Linked DNA regions of Homo sapiens: regions 2 and 3 are each linked to region 1. A link is a contact called in ENCODE Hi-C or POLR2A ChIA-PET data. All regions are on one chromosome and are shown on one strand. The core of a region is the stretch at or near the end of the contact, and the rest is flanking DNA. Distances in the headings are between cores, read along the strand shown.

Region 1 (3,686 bases), core at 856-3,355:
CCACCATGCCCGGCTAATTTTTGTATTTTTAGTAGAGATGGAGTTTCACTATGTTGGCCAGGCTGTTCTCGAACTCCTGATCTTGTGATCCGCCTGCCTTGGCCTCCCAAAGTGCTGGGATTACAGGCGTGAGCCACCCCACCCAGCCAGCTTATACGTTCTTTCAACTCTGAGAAAGCATTAAAAGAGTGCAAGTACTGAATGCACGTAGTACTAAACAATTTAGGAGAACTCTTGAAAACAAGGTCTACAATGCTCACTCAGCTAGCTGCAAACTAATTTTTATTAAAAACATTAACGCTATTAACTACCCAAAAAGGTCATTAAAATACAGACAAAACCTACACACTAGACCAATGATTTAAGATCCCTTTAAGTTGCATATTTGGCTCCATTTTTTAAATAAACTGACTCGGCAAGTAGTTAACGTGCCTGTACCTCCACTATTCTATTCGCCTTAGGAAAGTATGAAGCTCAACTTAATCCTAAAAAACTCCTTCACATAAGAGCTACCTTTTGCCTTGACTTTCTTTATGACCTTGGGCAAAGTCTACCAAATGAGGATTATAATAATGTTTGTGTGTTCCTGTTTATTATTGAAAATTAACCATAACATCGTGCAAACAATAGTGAAATTCTCTAAACTGGACCTATCCAGAACTGAAAACCTGAGTTATAAATATCAACTGATATTCAATGTGAACAGTTTTTAAAATTTTAATTTGATTAGTGAAAACAAAAAAACCTACAAAGATCCCAAATTCAACATGATTAATAAATTCCGAAAACACCAACAGCCTCCTTATTACTTCTCTTTATGAACAATTGGTCTGCAATGTAATTTAAAAAAAAGGAAAGAAAAAGTAAAGAAATATAGTAAAACTAGCTTTAACACGCCATTTCCCTTTTCTAAGAATAAAAAATGGACCAGGAACGAAAATTTAAAACTGGGCGAAGAATGGGGAGACAAAGCAATCTACAATTTGAAAATTACACAGATAAATCCATCATTTCAAGTCACTAATTTGTATACCCACTGAAGAAATTCATCTTGGTACTGCGTTACCAGCATTAGGAAGATAAATCCCTGCCTCGGAGGAACATCTACTGAGTACGTTTCATTTCAGGATCTCAGGTAAGTTTACGAGCTCTTAGATCTCTTTAGGTTTCCCTAAGGTACGCTGAAGTGTTTAACATCATTCACACATCCAGCCACCACTAGGGTGAGAAGTAAATAAACAAGATTTACTTATGCAATTATTTACCACAGAACTCTGGTCAAGAATGCAAAAGTAAACACCCATACAGACATTTAAAATCCAAAGAAAGCAGAGAATATTAAGGATAATAAGGTTCACTCTTTAACTGACCACTGTGGAAACCAGACGCCTTCCACATGGACTGTTCTTTACTACCACTCCCGATTTGAAAAAGTAACAATGTCAACTCGAGATTTTAACAGTACAAAAGATAAACAGAACTTAGTCAAATCCCTTCTTCCAGATTCTGAAAAGGTGTTTATAAGAACTGAGATAAGAGCAACGCCCCCCTAAAAGCACCCTACTCCAAAGAATGAAATGCTGAAAACATGAGGTGGGCCAAAAAGGTTAAAAAAAGCTAAACTTCTAACTTAATTACCCAGAGGTTGGGGACTAGGAACTTGAGATCGGAGTGGGGGTGGGTAGCAAAGTGAAATCTAACCCCAGAAATCACAACGCAGGCCGCAACCTAAGAGGTGAAGCTGGCGGGAAGTGAGCTCCCTTTCTGTTCCCAGGGGAAAGTCCAGACAGGAGCGGCTCCGCACAGTGGACGTACGAGGCGCCAAAGAGTGCATGCCTACCAAGGCGCCAGAGCCGCTGGAGGACCAGGTTTAGAAGGGGAGGAGATCCCGGCAGACGGCCCTGGAAGAGGAGGAGGACTGAGATTGGAAGCAGCGGCGGCGTCTGGACGAAGGGGATTACCTAACTGTGACGACAGAGAAGTGTCCTCAGGCTCCGGCGATGGTCCCGACTGCGCAATGTGTGGTGTCTTTCCCGCTTACCCCGCAGCAGCAACAGAACCAGCTCCTTCAGCCAGTCGCCATTTCCCGCCTACCGACCTGCTGCACCGCACGGACAGGGACCCGGATGGAAAGCGGCCTCTCCGCGCAGGCGCCCTGACTTCCTCCTCCCCCTCCCGCCACAATTCCGCGAGGTGGGAGGGAAGGAATGCGGGCAGCCACAACGGCAACAACAACCAAAAAAACACTTTTACTTCCGTGAAGAGCGTTGAAGTTCCTTACGCCGGAAGAAACTCTCTAGTCTGAATCCTGGAGAAAAACTGAACACAAGGCCTTAGTACTGGGTCGATTAAGAAAGGACAAAACCTATCAGGATGAGCAAGGGCCTGGGGGATATTTGTACATTAGGGGCCTCCGTAGCCGGCTGTGTAGTGGTCGCAGGGGGAGTAGGGAGTAAAGCGTTAGGAGTGGAGAGGCGGGGACCCGAAGGACGGTTTTTCCTCCCGCTCCTAACGGAACTGCTTGGGCAGAGCTGGGAGGGGGAGCGCGCCCTTGCCCCGGAGGCGGGGCTTAGGAACGCGTAGTGCACCCTGGCGGCTAGGGTTTAGTAACTGTGGGCGCGCTGGGTAGGTGGAGCTGAGGGGATAAGGCGGGACTAACGGCTTGGCGCGCTGGAGGAGGTAGTTCGTAGGGAGAGCTGCCTGAGGCCGGGAGAAAGCGAATCTGGCGCCTTTCCTGGGATTTCGGTGGCCCTTGAAGGTTCCCTTTCCAGCTCATTGCCTAGAGGGCGTAGCAGTCGCTTTTGGATCATAAATATTCATGCCCTTCGACTCAACCCTATGTTGGCGGTGATTCTGCAGGTTGAAAACTCGGATCTTTCAGGCCAGTGGGCTCCCACCTGCGACCCTAGGTCAAAGGACGGTCAGCTCCACAGAGTGAAAATGTATCAGTCCAGAGAATCCAGTTCTAGTGGGGTATCGGAAAACCAAGCCTAGTGTTTGGAAGAACATTTTTCACTGAAACTCCAAGCCACTCTCCTTATTCAATCAAGAAATATTTATTGAAAAAATAACTAGGTGCGACGGGTAAAACAGTGAGCCAGGCAGACACGGATACTGCCTTCCCCAAAGGTAATGATTTTTTTTTTTTTTCGAGACGGAGTCTTCACTCTGTCGCCCAGGATGGAGTGCAGTGGCGCGATCTCGGCTCAAACCTCCACCTCCCGGGTTCAAGCGATTCTTCTGCCTCAGCCCCCCGAGAAGCTGGGATTACAGGCGCGCGCCACCACGACCGGCTAATTTTTGTATTTTTAGTAGAGACGGGGTTTCACCACGTTGGTCAGGCTGGTCTCGTACTCCTGACCTCGTGATCCGCCCGCTTCGGCCTCCCAAAGTGCTGGTATTACAGGCGTGAGCCACCGCGCCCGGCCAAAGATCATAATCTATTGAAGAAGACACCCAAGTAAACAGAATTTAAAAACTGATAAAGCGAATACAAGGATGGCATGATAGGCGTTGTAAAACACATGAGAGTGCCGGCGAGGGGGTCTGGGAAGGTTTCGTAAGATAACATCTGAGACAAAAAGGAGGAGTGTGTGTTGCAGGGGAAGAGTGTCTGGGTAAAGGAAACAACAGACGGAAAAGTCCAAAGATGAGACTGTGTTGAGCCATTGGAGAAGTAGTTCTGT
Region 2 (3,686 bases), core at 720-3,219, 6.3 Mb before region 1:
CTCTGGCCTCTTCTCACATGTCATCTTTCACCACTCATAACTTCAGCCAAGCCCAAGTTTTGCAGTTCCTTCAATGCCACCTTTGGCTTTGACACTAATGGCTCACTCTTCCTGGAAGTGCCCCCCTTCTTCTACCCTTTGCCTGGCTAAAATTAACTCACCCAGACTCAGCTCAGGCTGGTATTTTTCCTGGCACCCCTTTTATAACTCCTTTTGATACTTCCATAACATCTTGTGCAAACAAGAGTCACTACTCACCCTGAACTGTGTTTGCTCACACATCTGTGTCCCTCGTTAAACTATGAGCTGTGGGGTGGCAGGCACACTGTCCTATTCAGCATTTGATATTAAATATTCATCCAACAAATATCTGAGGACCTACTATATGCCAAATACTGTAGATGTAAAGGGTATAGCAGTCAACAAAGCAAAGACACCCCTTGCTATGAAGTGGGAGGTGGCATAAATAAATGAACCTATACATAGAATGAAAAGTGCTGTGCAGATAATTAAAATAAACAATAATATGAAAGTGACTGGACAGGCCGGGTGCGGTGGCTCATGCCTGTAATCCCAACACTTTGGGAGGCCAAAGCGGGTGGATCACCTGAGGTCGAGAGTTTGAGACCAGCCTGACCAACATGGTGAAACCCCGTCTCTACTAAAAATACAAAATTAGCCGGGTGTGGTGGCACGCGCCTGTAATCCCAGCTACTGGGGAGGCTGAGGCAGGAGAATTGCTTGAACCTGGGAGGCGGAGGTTGCAGTGTGCCGAGATTGCACCATCGCACTCCGGCCTGGGCAAGAAAAGCGAAACTCCGTCTCAAAAAAAAAAAAAAAAAAAAAAGAGAAAGGAAAAGAAAAGAAAGTGACTGGACAGGTACTTTAGATTGGGTATGTCAGGAAGTCCCGTCTGGGGAAGCGACATTGAAGCTGATAAGTGAATGTCAACAAGGCAGGCATTCTGAGCTTTGGAGAGAAGAGCACTCCAGCAGGGAGGACTACCAGAGCAAAGTCCGGGCGGCCCACCAGAGCAAAGGCCGGGAGGGCCAAAGGTCCGTGCGCCTTAAAGTGTGGGAAAGTAGTGAAGATGGGGAGACAGGAAGGCAGGGGCCAGATTTACCTTTGCAGGCTAGAGTAGAGTTTTGATTTTTTTTTTTTTTTTTTTTTGGAGACCGAGTCTCGCTCTGTCGCCCAGGTTGGAGTGCAGTGGCACAATCTCGGCTCACTGCAACCTCCGCCTACCCGGTTCAAGCGATTCTACTGCCTCCGCCTCCCGAGTAGCTGGGACGACAGGTGCGTGCCACCACGCCCAGCTAATTTTTTGTATTTTTAGTACAGACTTGGTTCCACCATGTTGGCCAGGATGGTCTCGATTTCTTGACCTTGTGATCCGCCCACCTCGGCCATCCAAATGCTGGTATTACAGGTGTGAGCCATCACACCCGGCCAAGTTTTTATTTTATTCCAAGTGTGATAGAGAGAGACATGATCTGACTTATATGTTTTGAAAGATGGCTCTGGGACTGTTATGTGGCTACTGGGCTGTCCGGAGGGGAAACTGAGACCCGTTTGGAGGAGAGGGAAGTTGGTGGCCTGGATAGAGTGGTGGCAGCAGTTCTGGAGAAAGTGGATGGATCTGGGTTATGTGGTGAGTCAGAGTGGCCAGGAACAAATGACAGGCAGATGAATTAGGGTGACCCTTAGATTTCTGGCTGCATGCAACACTCGGGTAGTTACTGGGGAACCGAGCAGACGCTCAGACACTTCCGAGCCTTGAGAAATCCGTTCTCCCGCCAGGCTTCGGTGTGAGTTAAAGTCGGGCAGCCGGAAAGCGACAGGCTCAGACCCGCAGCCGGTGGCCTCGTAGCGCCGGGACGCCGGGACGCCTGGATACCGGGAGAGCGCTGGGACTCTCCGAGCCCGGCGCGGGGGTTTCCGCATCTTACGGGCGGGGCCGGAAGAGGAAGTCGCGCTGCTGTGGCGGCCGCTGTAGCAGCGGCGGTCCAGTCGTAGCCCGGCCGCCCGCGCCTGTCCGGTCCGGTCCGGCCACGGAGGCAGCGCAGCGGCGGGACTCCGAGCCTACCCCGCCGAGTGAGCTGCGCCGCACCGTGCCGTCCCACCCGGCACCCACCAGTCCGATGGGGCCGCAGCGGCGGCTGTCCCCTGCCGGGGCCGCCCTACTCTGGGGCTTCCTGCTCCAGCTGGTAAGGGGGCGGGAAGGCGCGCAGGCCTCCCAGGGGCTGGGCGGGGCCGGGGCCAAGGCCGGGGCTCCCTTCCCCTACTCCTCGCCCGGCCTCCCCTCTGCCCGCACCTCCGCGGCCTGCTCTCGCACTCCTCTTTCCTCCCCTCCTCTTTCCATTACTCATCTCTTTCCTTCCACCCTCCTCTTTTCCACCCTCTTTCCCCCAACTTTCCCGCCCCCCACTCGGTTCCCGCCCATTGAAGTCTGGCGAAATACCTACCGCAAAAAGATCAGAGGAGCCCCTTAGGTTGCGTTGACCTTGATGCTTCTCGATAGTTGCTCACTGTCCCAGCATATTTAAAATTGACCTCTGGGTTTTATTGTCTAAGCCTTTCTTACCGCTTTTTACCCTTGGGAAGAAAAAAAAATTATACAAGGCGCCAGTATGTTTAGCGGTTCGAGGACTGCACTTTAATTGCACTAACACGGATGTCTTTTTAAAATTCCCTTCCCCCACTGTAGCTCCTGCTTCGCCTTAGGGCTCATTTGATTCTGTTATGAGGGTTTTTTTTTTTTGGAGGGGGGGTTTTAATAGCAGTAATTTAAAATAACTTTTAAAAGAAGACACCAAAATGTAATGCTTTTAGTGGTTTTCAGTTTTCTGCCTAATTTAAAGGGATGGGTGGGGAGCGTCGGTTAAATGTAAGTAAGAAATATGTGTTCATAGATTTGTTTTCATAGTCACAGAGAAGTAATAGTGTTTTAAAATTCAGCCTCAAGTAATTCGAGCTTCAGTGTGGGAGTGGGGTGTCAGGAACCCGGTGTTTCAGTTTTTGTTTCTAGTGACTTTTACTTAGGGAGTTTCAGGTTGGAAACTTACGCATGTTATTTATTACAGAATTGGTGTCGTGTAAGCTTGTTTCGTTCTATTAGAATGTGTGATTTCTTTGAAAGACTGTTTTGCTGACTCTCCAGTTTAAGGGGTTAGTATTAGTGAATACAAAAGTGTCTTTAATATTTATTGAAAAACCAAAATCTAAGCCAAAAAGTAAGTGCCTTTTGGTGTATTCATAACTTTGACAGGCAACATCAGGAACCTGAGAGAATGTATCTAAAAATTGCTGGGGGAGGGGAGTTCGATATAAAAAGAGCAACAAAGTAGCAGTGTTAGTCGGAGTCTTTAAGGTGTTTACTGTGTAATCAGACAGATAATACTTATGTCCAAAAGATATTCAGATAGTATGTAGATGTATGCAAAACTATAACCTAGATATAAAACTTTTCAAAGTGTTTTTGCATTCATTTTCATTTGAATCTCTTGAGCTGATTTTAAGAATGAATATCACATTCGTACTAATCCCTTCTCAACATAAATTAATAGCTTAGTGATACATCAGTTCCTCATAAACTCACATTGAAATTCTTATTAAAGGCCCTGAGCCCTCTCACCAGAAAACTCTACTTAAGTAGACTTGTCATTTGATTTCATAGCCTTCACAAA
Region 3 (3,686 bases), core at 1-2,500, 5.9 Mb before region 1:
GAAAAACATCAGAATTTGGCAAATTTCTATTAACTGAAGAAATGAAAATATTAAATCAAAAGAAAACACAGCCTATGGTTCCTATGCTTTTTTTCTATTTTAGGCACAATGCTTTAATAAATTACACAAAGACTACAAACCTTTATTACATCAATTGTTACAAAAGGCTAAGTGGAGAAAGATTACTTATCTGAAGCTGCACAAAATCAGTGGGCAATATGGATTTCATTTAAGCTTGTCAATTCTCCTGGATTAAATTCTTGGCGCTGTCTCACATATTCCCAAGTCCTACATGTAGGATGCTAAAAGTTGCAGTTACTAGGTTGGGAAAGCCATGCCCAGACGCCCCTGTGAAAAACATATCAATATATTAAGTTCCTTAGCAAATCACATCTAGATTAAGTTCATAATGCTTTTTTTTTTTTTAACTTTGCAAATCTCCAAACTTTTGCTACTTTCTTAATAAAATACAACAAAATTTTTGGCATTCCAGCCACGGAAAAACAGATCTCTACCTCTGAGGTGGCAGTAATCCAAGCAGTTACTAGGATCTACGAAACATGAGGCATAATTAGAATGTTGGGGAAAAAATCTACAGAAATATCTATATCTTCGTCATGAACCTGACTGTTGAGTTTATGAAAAAGTGGAAAAGGAACCTCACTCGTTCCTTCCCTGGTACCTTCACAGCGTCTCCCGTCCCAGTCTGCCTAGTTGAATCTAGGGACACTTAAAGGTAAATCCTAGCCTCTTGGCTGTCCTTCCGTCTCCCAGGATTCTGCTAGGCCGCACAGTTGGCAAGCTTAAAACTCCAAAGATTCCGCACTCTCCGTCTTTCAACAGTCATGTCACAGAGACACGAAGGTTAGCACAGGAACATTAGTTTCCAAACTCCTACCCACCGCAGAACAGGCGGGAAGGTTCGGTGGCCACCCGGCCTCTCCGCCGCGCACATGGCCGTCCGCAGCTCCCACCCCCGCTGCCGCGCAGGCGCCGGGCGAGCCGGGACTTGCGGTCGCCGAGAGCGGATCATTCCGCCGCTTTCTTTGTGTGGCTGAAGCGCTAGAAATGGCATATTTTCTTTCCCTTCGTTAAAAAATCAGACCCTCTTTCCCCTCTCTCCCCGCGGGAACACAGCTAGGGAGTGGGTAGGAGCAGGATCTGCCGACGAGGGCAGAGGCGGAAAATCCTCGGGCGATGAGCTGAAGAGGGCCGGGTCCGGGAGGGATGCTGGGAGCTTGACTCACTCGCACACCATGTGTCCCTCCGCGCGCAGCACGGGGGACTTTTCGGTGGGGATTTTGGGCGCCGACCAGACGCGGCATTTTCGGAAAATAGCGCCCTGTGCAGCTGAAGCGCTTTGTGTGTAGCGGGGCCGCGTCAGCCCGGCCGGGTACGAGGCGCCTCGGGTCCCCGCACCACCTCCTGCTGCCTTCCCGTCGCCGCTCCCGAAGCTTTTCCAGGTCAGTGCGGGTCTGTGTAGGGCCCTGTTACCACCGGATGTGGAAGTTGATCTCTTCGCTGGTAAAAAATAATTCCACTTCCCCCGGAACCCAGATCATCCCCGCGATTTCCTGTTTATTGCATTAAGGCGCCGGGTTTCCGGGGCTCCTGGCCCCGCTTATTCCGCGGGGGTCGGCGGGGTCGGCCTGGGCGCCCGCGCCGCCGCTGCGCTTTGTCCGCTGGGCACACTGCTTCTGGGAGGGGCGGGCAGACATGGTGGCGGCCGCCGCCCCCTCCTCGGCCCTAGCATGCCGCGGCCGCCTCGCGGCTACCCGGCTTGCCGGTCCCGAGCGGCAGCCCCGGGGTGGCGATGGGGTCGCGCCGAGGCAGCGGAGGTTCTGCGGGCGACTGGAGGTTGGCAGTGGGCGGGAGAAAGAGGAAGGCAGGCGCGGCTGGGCCTCGGCCTCTGGCGCCGCGGTACCCTTTGTCTCGGCAGCCTGACGGCCCCGCCGGGCTCTCCGGAGAGGGGAACGGGCGGCGAGGGTGGCGGGTCCTGGGCGCCCTGTGCTGCGGGGCCGAGAGGCGCTCGGGTCGCGGCGGGATCGGCCGGACCAGACAGGGTTAATGGAAGAGCCTGGCCAGTCCCGCGCGGGGCCCCCGCAGCGACAGCCTTGGCCGCGGGGACTGGAGTCCTGAGGGGGAGAAGCCTGCCGTTCTGAAGGCTCGGGACTTCTGCCCCAAAGACTTCGCCGCCGAGAACTGCGGGTGCACTGCCTCAGGGAAGAAGTTGAGAATTTTGCCAGGTCATCTCTGCCAGGGCACAGTTCATCACTGTGTGTTTAGTGTGTTTCGGTGAAGCTCTCCAAGTGTGTTGAATCAGCGTGCCTAGCCTCAAGGGTGCATCGTGAAAACTGAAACCAAAGGAATGATACAGGCCTGCTTTGTGTGTGTCTTCCCACTTTAAGCTTGTTTTCAGTACAAATACTCTTGCTTTAAACCTGATTGGACTGTGGCGAGCGGACATCTGTTCAAAGGAGGGGCCGAGACCACAGTACTTCTGAAGGGGGCTTGATAATGTGGAAACATTTTAAGTTTTCTCTCCGGACTGTTTTGCTCTCTCAATTCAGGCAAGTTACTGAAGTACGTTTTTTATCTAGAAAAAGGTTTGATGTAGTCTGTAAATGGTCCTTGTAAAGTACATTGCCATCTCAGAATTAAAAGATCCACTCTCATTTATTATGCAGAAGTTAGTGGTCATTCTTTCCTGTAGATAGTTTATCTCATGTAAAGACCCACCCAGCTTGGTTTAAATTTTTTTCTCACTGACGTATAACCATCAGCTTTGATACTTCCATTTTCAGGCTCAGACTTTGAATTTAAGGAAACTAAAGATGACTTTATTTTCTTTTCTCTTGGTTTTTTTTTTCCAAAAACAAAAAATAAATCCATTACATGTTAACATAGATGATAAGAGTGACATCTTGCATTTTTGCAAATCTTTTTAATGCCTGGTTTAATAGAAGATTCTCAGATCTACGTCAGACTGTTGTGGTTAGCACACCATGTAACCTCTGGAACACTCCACTGTACACTCATACTTTTTTAAAAAAAAAACCAAAAAACAGAAATGTGTCATTCTTACCGTGCTTTCACCATACAAGTCAAATCAAGCTGTTATGCAAGACACATTTTAACAAGACTGAATAAGATTGATTCCCATACTTTTTTTACTGGGCTCTAACTTTTTTAAAAGTTGGAATTTAGGTGACTAAACAAAATCACAGATGAAGACTGCATAATCTGCCTATGATCTCGGAGACTCAGGAACATTCGAAGATATTCTTAAGTGATTAAAACATTTAATTCTATTACATATTTATAATGATTTACACAAGTAACACGTGAATTCCACATATGCTATCAACACTTGTGTAAATGTTATCTTTAAAGATAGAACATGTTGAAAATTATAGGAGGTACAGATTTTACAGAAAATTAATTCTGCAGTGAATCCTTTGGTGAAACGAACAGTTTGCAGAGACATATCCTTAGAGTTCTTTGTCTCTCTGAATCATTCTGGGTTTTCTAGGTTGGGAGACAATTATACTTATTGGGAGACAATTATACTTAATTGATTAATGCATAAAAATTTAAGGCCGTATTTTAATGGCTTTGAAAGGAAGCTAAGTTTGTTTCCAGTTGTTTCTGTGAACTGTAGTCTGAATCTGTCAGTCTATAGTTCT

Evidence for each region. Hi-C counts contacts between places; a loop is a spot of excess contacts on that map. ChIA-PET counts read pairs that join two places held with the same protein, here RNA polymerase II (POLR2A). Pooled maps may share reads with other maps.
Region 2: a pooled map shows a loop between it and region 1 (6-fold over the local background). The contact joins the promoter of SPPL2A here to the promoter of CTDSPL2 in region 1. A Hi-C loop is called at or near these places in 4 of 50 pooled maps. POLR2A ChIA-PET finds 5 or more read pairs at or near these places in 2 of 52 experiments (A673 and H1).
Region 3: a loop to region 1 is called in a pooled map, with 12 times the contacts of the local background. The contact joins the promoter of GABPB1 here to the promoter of CTDSPL2 in region 1. A Hi-C loop is called at or near these places in 7 of 50 pooled maps. POLR2A ChIA-PET finds 5 or more read pairs at or near these places in 2 of 52 experiments (CD4-positive, alpha-beta T cell and activated T-cell).

The regions. Positions count from the first base shown.
Region 1 is chr15:44,426,048-44,429,733 of GRCh38, reverse strand. CTDSPL2 (CTD small phosphatase like 2) reads right to left here and starts at 2,105. Exons shown (of 13, transcript NM_016396.3): 1 at 1,962-2,105. LOC124903479 (a long non-coding RNA gene) reads right to left here. Exons shown (of 3, transcript XR_007064605.1): 3 at 3,417-3,440. RefSeq lists enhancers at 1,381-1,987, 2,052-2,431, 1,988-2,595, 2,712-2,941, 2,596-3,203.
Region 2 is chr15:50,763,989-50,767,674 of GRCh38, reverse strand. SPPL2A (signal peptide peptidase like 2A) reads left to right here and starts at 1,969. Exons shown (of 15, transcript NM_032802.4): 1 at 1,969-2,207. The coding sequence starts at 2,142. RefSeq lists a silencer at 1,935-2,394.
Region 3 is chr15:50,352,762-50,356,447 of GRCh38, reverse strand. GABPB1 (GA binding protein transcription factor subunit beta 1) reads left to right here and starts at 1,250. Exons shown (of 9, transcript NM_016654.5): 1 at 1,250-1,463. GABPB1-IT1 (GABPB1 intronic transcript) reads left to right here and starts at 1,569. Exons shown (of 1, transcript NR_026891.1): 1 at 1,569-3,686. It overlaps GABPB1-AS1 (GABPB1 antisense RNA 1), which reads right to left and starts at 2,274. Exons shown (of 1, transcript NR_024490.1): 1 at 1-2,274. RefSeq lists enhancers at 697-776, 845-1,468, 2,207-2,266 and silencers at 977-1,026, 1,607-1,856, 1,867-2,076.